Linked DNA regions of Homo sapiens: all the other regions are linked to region 2. A link is a contact called in ENCODE Hi-C or POLR2A ChIA-PET data. All regions are on one chromosome and are shown on one strand. Each heading gives the region's core, a stretch centred on a gene start or an enhancer-like site at or near the end of the contact. The rest is flanking DNA. Distances are from core to core; before and after follow the strand shown. Region 1 overlaps MS4A12 (membrane spanning 4-domains A12). Region 2 holds the start of MS4A15 (membrane spanning 4-domains A15). Region 3 has its middle 15 kb from the start of MS4A7.

Region 1 (2,700 bases), core at 152-2,651, 260 kb before region 2:
GCTGGTCTGATAGGAGGCAGAGCTCAGGCAGTAATGCTTGCCTGCTGCTTACCTCATGTAGTGCAGCCAGGTTTCCAACAGACCACAGACAGGTACCAGTCCTTGGCGTGGGGGTTGGGGACTTATGAGAATCATGTTTCTATCAGTTGTTATGGCCCATTATCTGCTCACTTGTTCTCTCCATTTGCATAGATAATTGACATTTGACATTTGGTAAGATTTTCTTTAGTTTCTTTTCTGGATAAACGTATCACTTTTGTATGTTTTGTGATACTTAGGACATAATGATGTCATCCAAGCCAACAAGCCATGCTGAAGTAAATGAAACCATACCCAACCCTTACCCACCAAGCAGCTTTATGGCTCCTGGATTTCAACAGCCTCTGGGTTCAATCAACTTAGAAAACCAAGCTCAGGGTGCTCAGCGTGCTCAGCCCTACGGCATCACATCTCCGGGAATCTTTGCTAGCAGTCAACCGGGTCAAGGAAATATACAAATGATAAATCCAAGTGTGGGAACAGCAGTAATGAACTTTAAAGAAGAAGCAAAGGCACTAGGGGTAAGTCTATTTACTACCAGAATTTTAATTTCACATTTGCAAGGTCTTCTTATAAGTTATAGGAGAGTATCATCCAATTGCTAAAAAGTTCTGAACGTTATTCTGAAATTATCTCTTTTAGACAGAAATATTTAGTCTGCCTATAGACTTTCCCTTGAGTTCATTTCATTTTAGATCAAGCAAAAATATAACAAGACACAGAGGAGCCTCCCTAGCTGGAGAATTTGGTAATATTGACGTGACAGAAGCACTGTTACATCTAGCTTGATCTCATTTCTTCAAAGGACTTTTTGGACAATCTCAATCCCATCTCTGGATTAGTTACAAGTCTGGTTTTTGCATAAAGGTGAATTTACATAACAATGAACAATGATGGCTGCCCCCAGAAAAGGAAACTACAAATGGGCAGTCTGGGAAAGGCTGAGTGTGAAAGAATTGGGGGACATTCCATCTGCTATGCCTCTTTCACCAATACCCTTAGAGATGCTACAGTTTAACTGTCACCTTACTTCTACAAAGGAGACTCTGAACTGACTGCCTTGTTTCTGTAGGCATTGTAAAAACAAAAATGCCCTACTTGTAAGAAAATTCCACCTGCCTAGGTAGAATTGTTAGTCCCTTCTCCGTGCTTTCCAAATACATCATTCATCCCGCTAGCACAATTCCACCAAATTATATTAAGTCTCTCCCTGTGAATAGCTCAAAATGCTCTGCTGGAGCATTCCGTAAATGAATGCTCATTATGTGCCAGAAACTCTTCTAGCCATCTTACTATGTATTTCAAGTTGTGATGTTTTAGGGAAGTAAAAATGAGCATAAGTTCTCCTGCAGCAGCCTATTTACTAAGCTGTGGAGGTGGCCCTTCTGATCCTCCTCCTCCCAGATAGAGGAAATTCCCTGCTCCTAATAAGCCAATGGGACAAACTAACACCCCATACAGCCAGCCCCACACAGGTGCTTGGAATATCATTAAGCACAAAGGAGGTGCAATCTCTGCCCTCACAGAACTTACGCCCTAGAGGGGGAAATCAGACTGTATACATAATAAGGAAGTAAAGTACTTAGTGTGTTAGAAGGTGTCGAATGATATAGACAAAACAAAGAAGTGTAAAAGGGCTAAAAAGTACTAGGCAGTGAGGAGGCAGCAATTTCAAGGTGGTCAGAATGGGCTTTCCTTAGAACATGACATTTGAGCAAAAACCTGAAGTTAGGAGTGAGCCCTGCAGATATTAGGGAAAGAGAAAACAACCAGTGTAAAAGTCTTTAGATGAAAATGTCTTTGAGGTATTTGAAGAACCGGGAGGAGGCCAATAAAATAGAACAGAATGAGTGAGGGAGGGGGCAGTTGTCAGGAGGGCAGATGAGTGGCAGAGGCCACAGGTGGTGAGGCCTGCAGAGCAGAAGGCTTTGGCTTTGACTGGGTGGATGAGGAACCACTGAAGCATGCTGCCCGGCACCGAAGAGGCGTGTGATAAAAATACTTTAAAAGAATGTGAAGTTTTGTTTTCAAAATCTCCAGTTGGCAGAAGCTACTTCCTCTCTCTGAAGATTTGTTATTTCTATGCCATCAGCAGGCCCTGGGCATCATGACAGTGCAGGGGCCACAGGTGGCAGGACTTGGCACACCTGTACCAGTCAACTCAGACCTTAAAGTGCTTCTGTGGCCAAAAATGCAGACAAATTGTATGTCCAAATTTTTAAGTCTGTCCTATAGGCAATTTTGATCAGTAGATGGTACAGCCAGGGCTGTAGGAGGAGAAATGAGGGCCAGTACAAATCCAGATCTAACTGCCCCTCATCAAGGTGACAGCAAGGATGAGAATGGGAAGTTTGTGACCAGACGGCTGAATTGCTGCTCTAAAGAACAGTTGTAAAAACCAAATATAAAGTCTAATACAGGAGTTCTTTAAGTGAGATAGGCTAAACGTGGCCCATCATCTCTCTGAAGCTATAAGCAAAAGTATGGTATGTGTGTGTATGAATGTGCAAGAATAATTTTTCAGGGAGAAAGGTTCATGGTTTTTATTGATGTCTCAAGAAACTTTTAGCATTGTTTATGAAACTGGGTTTTTTTCTAATTTTAATTCGATTTACTTGTGTTCAGTAGCTATTTATTGAAGAAATAAATACAGCAGTCTTT
Region 2 (2,700 bases), core at 92-2,591:
CCCGGCCTACTATCTGATTCTTGAAAAAAGTTTGCCAACCCTGCTCTGAGTAGTTGTCATGTCTACTAATAATCAGGTTAGTGTCAGATCCTGGAAATGAGAGACTCAGTGGAGACGGTGCTATTTGGGAAGTCACAGCACAATCCCTCTGGTGATCCACTCTGAGCATCACGTGTTGGTCACACCTCCTAGGCTGAAGGGAGCCATGTTAGTAAGCCCTTAAAAATGTCAAATGGCTTCCCCCACCCCTTAATGCCAGCAGATTCTTATCCTGTGTTTTCTCAGCCATCTCCTTGGAGGTGCCTCCAGTCACTGAAAACCTTGCTCAAGAGCCTATGTGTCCTTTTCGCTCTATTTCTCTGCATAGGGTCCAACGCTGTCCCTTGCCCCCTTTGTTCACCAATATAGGTCAGACCTATCACAAAATAAATGGCACAGAGGCTTCCTGAAGACACACATATTTTGAGCACAGAACAGTGAGGCTGAGCCCTTATCAGCCAAGAGCGCTTGCAGAACCACAGAGAATCTGCTGCACAATCTGCAAGCTGGTGCTCTCCCGAGCATGCATAGTAGGTCTCAGAGCACTGGGAAGCAATGCACATCCACGGTCCATTGTAAGTCACTGGCTTAGATATGTTATATTTAACAAAACATCTCAGCCGCATCGTGTTATAACAAGTCACGTTGTAAGGGATGGATTTTATCAAGTTGGTGTGTGTTTCCCACCAAACTCTATGAGATTGGTATTATCCCTATTTCACAGGTAAGGAAACTGAGGCAGAGGGTGACCCTCTCGCTCCCGTGCCTCACAGTAACAAGAGGAGCCAGAATTCAAACCCTGGCTTCTATCTCAGACCCTTACACTGAACTGGTAAACTCCTCACACACCCATGCCAACAAGAAGGATGACTGTTTTCGATCTCATTGTATAATCTGGCAGATTCAGCACTCTGTTGTTTCCTGGTAAGCTCATCTCCTGACACCTGGGTAATGGGTGTTTTTTCCCAAAGTGTTTGCCCAGGCCAGCCACACCTAAAGTGTTGGGGTACATGGCAACATATCCAAGCTTATGTACGTGGCATTTGAGGTCAGGGCATGGAAAAATACGGAGGCACTGTGTGTATGTTATTTGTGCATAAGAATGTAACTCCTTGGCCCTAAAAACAGGACAAGGAGTGAAGTGTGTCATAAGGAACGCTGAAAACAGCCTCCTAAGAATGTGGTTTGAGAGCTTTTGCAAGGCCGCAGGTGTCTCATGACCCCACCTCAAAAAGCCATCTAGTGGATGTTTGTGGTTTAACAATCCCTTTCAATAAATACTTGGCGGACAGATGCTAGGGCAGGCTCTCACAAGGGCGGGCTCTCAGAAGAGCTGCCCCCACCCCCTCTCCCAGCCCCCTTCAGCTGAAATTGTCTAAGAACTCATTCTTGGCGTTCACTGCAAGCTATAAGCTCTGCAAGTGGTGACCCCGACGTGATCGCCTTGAAGTTACGCTTGAAGGAGGAAAACTCATCAATTTTCGGGGAATCCCGGTAAGGGACAGTCCTGACTCCCGTCAGGAGGATGGGACCCACGCGTAAAATATCAGGGGTTGGATTATCATGGGTCAAGAAATGACCAAAGAACAGAAAGTGTTTTTTAAAAACAGTGCGACAGCTACTTAAGGCTAACCAGTGCACTGCAGAGCCTGGAGCTCTACACAACGCTATGATCTTAATTCGGCAGGAATGCCCTTGGTTTCCTGATCAAGGAACCTTAGACTTGAGTTATGGAGCAGGTAGGTCACTGCCTGAAAACAGGATGTGAGCAAGGTCATTTTACTGAGGTTATTGTTTTGACCACCTGGGCGCCGGTACACTCGGTGTTGTATCCTCTTTATCTGCCAGATTGCAGTGGGTCAGACCGCCCGTCTTTGCCTGAAGGGAATTCAGGAGGTTTAAAGGAGAAGGAAGAACAGGAGCCAACCAGGACAGCGGGAGGCGGGCGGGGGGTCCTCTCTCTACTTCATTCCCTTCTGTAGGGCATAAGGAGGATATTTTTTTCTAGTGATCATGAGGACGGACCGGAGCCTTTTCCTCCCCCTATAGAAAAGCCATTGCCCTCTTTTCCTCCACCCTTAAAGGGACCTGTATTCGTTGGCCCCGTTCAGGCAATGGCGCCTCCCATCCCCCTTGAGGAGTCTGGAGGCCGCCCAAGAGATGGTTCTTGGATAAGACCTCCAGTCAGTGAATATCTATATGATCGGGTGGCCGTGTCCTCAACGCCAACTCCTCGTCAAACTTTCTTAGTAGAGGGGTGCCTCCAAGAGGGACTTAGGAAGGGAGACTCTGAGGCGCTTTTTGGCGCATTCCCTGTTATTGTTCAAAGCAACAGGAGATGGCATGAGAGTTTGCCTTTTACTGTCTTTAAAGAGTTAAAGAAAAGTATCCGTGAAAACAGTGTACATTCACCGTTTACGAAGGAGGTGATTGAGGCTCTGGGAAATGGCTATAAGATGACTCCACATGATTGGAAAACTTTGGTAAATGTTTTGGTTTCAGCTGCAGAATATACTGTGTGGTGGAGTGAGTACAGTGATTTAGCCATGCAGCAGTCCTTGCAAAATTTGGATAATAATATCCCGATACAACTTGATATGCTATTGGGAACAGGGCCTTTTGCTTCAGCTCAGACTCAGGGTCAAGCAGGTGGCCATCTAT
Region 3 (2,700 bases), core at 174-2,673, 390 kb before region 2:
ATAAGTCTCCTATGAACCTCAAAGTTATTTTATTATTATTTAATGTACCATTTTTATACAGCTCTGAAATGTATAAAAGTCCCTGAGTGGCAAATATTTATAGTTGTTTTTCCTCATTTGACCTTCTTGCCTTCCTCCTTTTTTGTGTGTTTCACTGTAGCCCCCTCAGACAACAGTGAGTACTCTTTTCAGGACAAAATGTCAGGTGTGAGTCATAAAGTGCAAAGGAACTATACCCTCCAGAACGATGGGAAGGAAAACTTTCTGCCTAAGAGATACTTCATATTAACCAAGCAGTAGATTTCTTCTCAAACAAATGGAAAGCAATTGAAGAGAAACCTCATGAAAACATAGCACATTTTTGTTTCCCAACAGTTATAAACAACCCAGTTTTCCTTTCCCTTCTCACCCCATGTTCAGACACCATGAGTGTTTCCCAAACTTTGGAAACAAAGACCTAAGTTTCAGGTTCCTGCAATGACCTGTTGCTGACATTCTACTGCAGTCGTCAGAGTAAGTATGGTGGCAGAGTTGCAGCTGGCTTGGAAGATTTATTTTTATTTCTAAGGACAGAAGCAAAGGAAGCCCCCACGTTCACTCACTGAAAATAACAATTGGCCATCTGCATTTGTTTCTGCCGCAGCTTCAAAAGCCAAGGTAGAGAGCCTGCTGGTGCGGGCAAGTCTGGTCTTGGAGCTTAGGGCCACTTACAGATCCTGAAACTCAGGGTCAGCGTAGGCTCAGAAAGGTCACTGATATCCAACCCAGCAGACCAGACGTATGAGCACTCTGCCCAGAAGCCTATTTACTTCTTCAAACACACAAAAAAATATCTTGAGCAACTTCCTTAACTTTTTGGGGTCTTCCTCTCTCTTTTCAGAATGAAGATAGTTAAATGTAATAGTACCCCATGGTGACAGGATGAGAAAATATATATATCCAGCACTTAGAACAAAGCCTGACAATGTAATCTCATCAAGACTTAAGAGCTTCCTTTCCTTCCTCTTCCATCTTTCCCTGCCTCGCTTCCCTAGATGATAGAGCTAGATGATAGAGCTAGACTACCCTTCCATAGCCAGACACCAGAGCTAGATGATAGAGCTAGACCACCCTTCCATAGCCAGACACCCTCCTCACTTCCTCCCTCCAACACTTGCCCACAGGCACACCTAGAATCCTCAAGACCACTCAAGTGGCTTCCTGGTACCACTCTTGCTAGACCAAAGAAAATGGTAAGATGTGGAGGGAATTATGCACTCGATTCTTCATATCTTCGATAGTGTTAAATGGTCCATATGCTTTCTTATAGCTGGGGGCACATGCATTTACACAAACACATGCACACACACAAAACACCCTTACATAAGTGTGTGCTGGGGGAAAGCTATGCAACTCTGAGGCTCCAACCACTTTTTGTGTACTTTTCACAATTGCCCAGCAGATGGCAGCAAAGTGTCCTGAGGAACTACTTTTTCTGTATAATTCAGCCCTATGTGGCAGTGTAAAGCTAGAGGCTAAATTGTCCCTCTAGATATATAACAGAGCATAGACAGGAGAGGCATTCTGTTCAGTTTCATCTGTGGCCCGAAGACAAGAGATGACACAGAATTGTGCCAAGGGGCAGGACAGAAGGAGGAGTCAGCCCCCGGAGCAGGTAATTATTCAGGTAGAATTTAGATCTTTTTCGTTGTTGTTGCTCCTGAGAGCAGTATTCTGTTACCAATACTGTTTAGAATTGTTTAAAAATGGATGCTAAAAAGCATATGGCAGTTTGTTATTGTTGTAAAATTTTCTACAGACCATGCTTCTCCTCATTGTCTGCACCTGAAGAGACCACACCCACCACCCGTTCTTGTTTTGCCATAGAGATGACAATCGCTCCTAATTTACACAATAAAACCCCATTCACCCAAGTAGAAATTAAGAAAAAAGAGCCAAACATGGTTTTCTCAACCAGATTATAAAACATTAAAGATTGAGTAAAAGAGTAAGAAATTGAGTAAGACTGAAGGAAGAGGATTTCATTAGAAACAGAATGTCATTTGGAAACTGTACTGGAGAATTTCGTTAGAAGGACATTGTTGATGTTTTGTGTGGTTTCCTCCCTCCTGTCACTATAGGAGAAGGAAGGAGGAACCTCCCCCTCATCTCCAGCTCAGAGAGAGAGGCTGGAATGGGACCGCATGGGGATCATGTTGTAGATCCTCTGCAGTTTAGGGAAAATGAGAAACTTGAGTCCAACACACCAGGAGAAACCAAAGAATGCTAAGACCTGGACTGTCTACTCTATAGCCAGTGTTTTTATCTATTGCTATATAATAAATCACCCAAACGTAGAGGTTTAACACAGCACACCTGTTACCTCACAGGTCGGGACTCTGGGCATGACTTAACTGAGTTCTTTGCTTCAAGGTCTCACCAAGTTCCATTTAAGGTATTGGCAGGGATGAGGCCTCAAATGAGGTTTGACTAGAGAAGGATCCACTTCCAAGCTTACAATGTTATTGCTAGAATTCAGTTCCTTGCAGTTGTAGGATAAATGGTCTCATTTCTTGCCAGGTGTTGGCTCGAGGTCTTTGTAGGATATTGGCTAGAGACCACTCTCAATTCCTAAGGGCTGCTTATACTCTCTTACCATATCAAGACTGCAACATGACAAATTGGTTTCTCAAGGCCAACAATGGTGAGAATGAGACACCA

The links. A loop is a pair of places that touch in the nucleus more often than their neighbours do. ChIA-PET counts read pairs that join two places held with the same protein, here RNA polymerase II (POLR2A). Pooled maps may share reads with other maps.
Region 1: a pooled map shows a loop between it and region 2 (2.1-fold over the local background). The contact joins the enhancer-like site here to the promoter of MS4A15 in region 2. A Hi-C loop is called at or near these places in 1 of 168 maps with a recorded cell type or tissue (GM12878), 22 of 37 single-sample maps with no recorded cell type and 7 of 50 pooled maps.
Region 3: a loop to region 2 is called in a map of naive thymus-derived CD4-positive, alpha-beta T cell, with 20 times the contacts of the local background. The contact joins the enhancer-like site here to the promoter of MS4A15 in region 2. A Hi-C loop is called at or near these places in 5 of 168 maps with a recorded cell type or tissue (GM12878, HepG2, MCF 10A and 2 more), 34 of 37 single-sample maps with no recorded cell type and 16 of 50 pooled maps. POLR2A ChIA-PET finds 5 or more read pairs at or near these places in 1 of 52 experiments (GM12878).

The regions. Positions count from the first base shown.
Region 1 is chr11:60,497,035-60,499,734 of GRCh38, forward strand. MS4A12 (membrane spanning 4-domains A12) reads left to right here. Exons shown (of 7, transcript NM_017716.3): 2 at 279-560. The coding sequence starts at 285. Among named protein-coding and RNA genes, the nearest start is that of MS4A12, 5.6 kb to the left of the region's middle. RefSeq lists enhancers at 1,927-2,196, 2,207-2,336. Within about 2 kb of position 1,402, at least 5 of the 41 ENCODE cell types and tissues checked have a DNase peak (open chromatin) inside an H3K27ac peak, as active enhancers do.
Region 2 is chr11:60,755,526-60,758,225 of GRCh38, forward strand. It overlaps MS4A15 (membrane spanning 4-domains A15), which reads left to right and starts at 1,342. Exons shown (of 7, transcript NM_001098835.2): 1 at 1,342-1,533.
Region 3 is chr11:60,362,213-60,364,912 of GRCh38, forward strand. No RefSeq gene overlaps it. Among named protein-coding and RNA genes, the nearest start is that of MS4A7, 15 kb to the right of the region's middle. RefSeq lists enhancers at 1,504-1,583, 1,674-1,773. Within about 2 kb of position 1,424, at least 2 of the 41 ENCODE cell types and tissues checked have a DNase peak (open chromatin) inside an H3K27ac peak, as active enhancers do.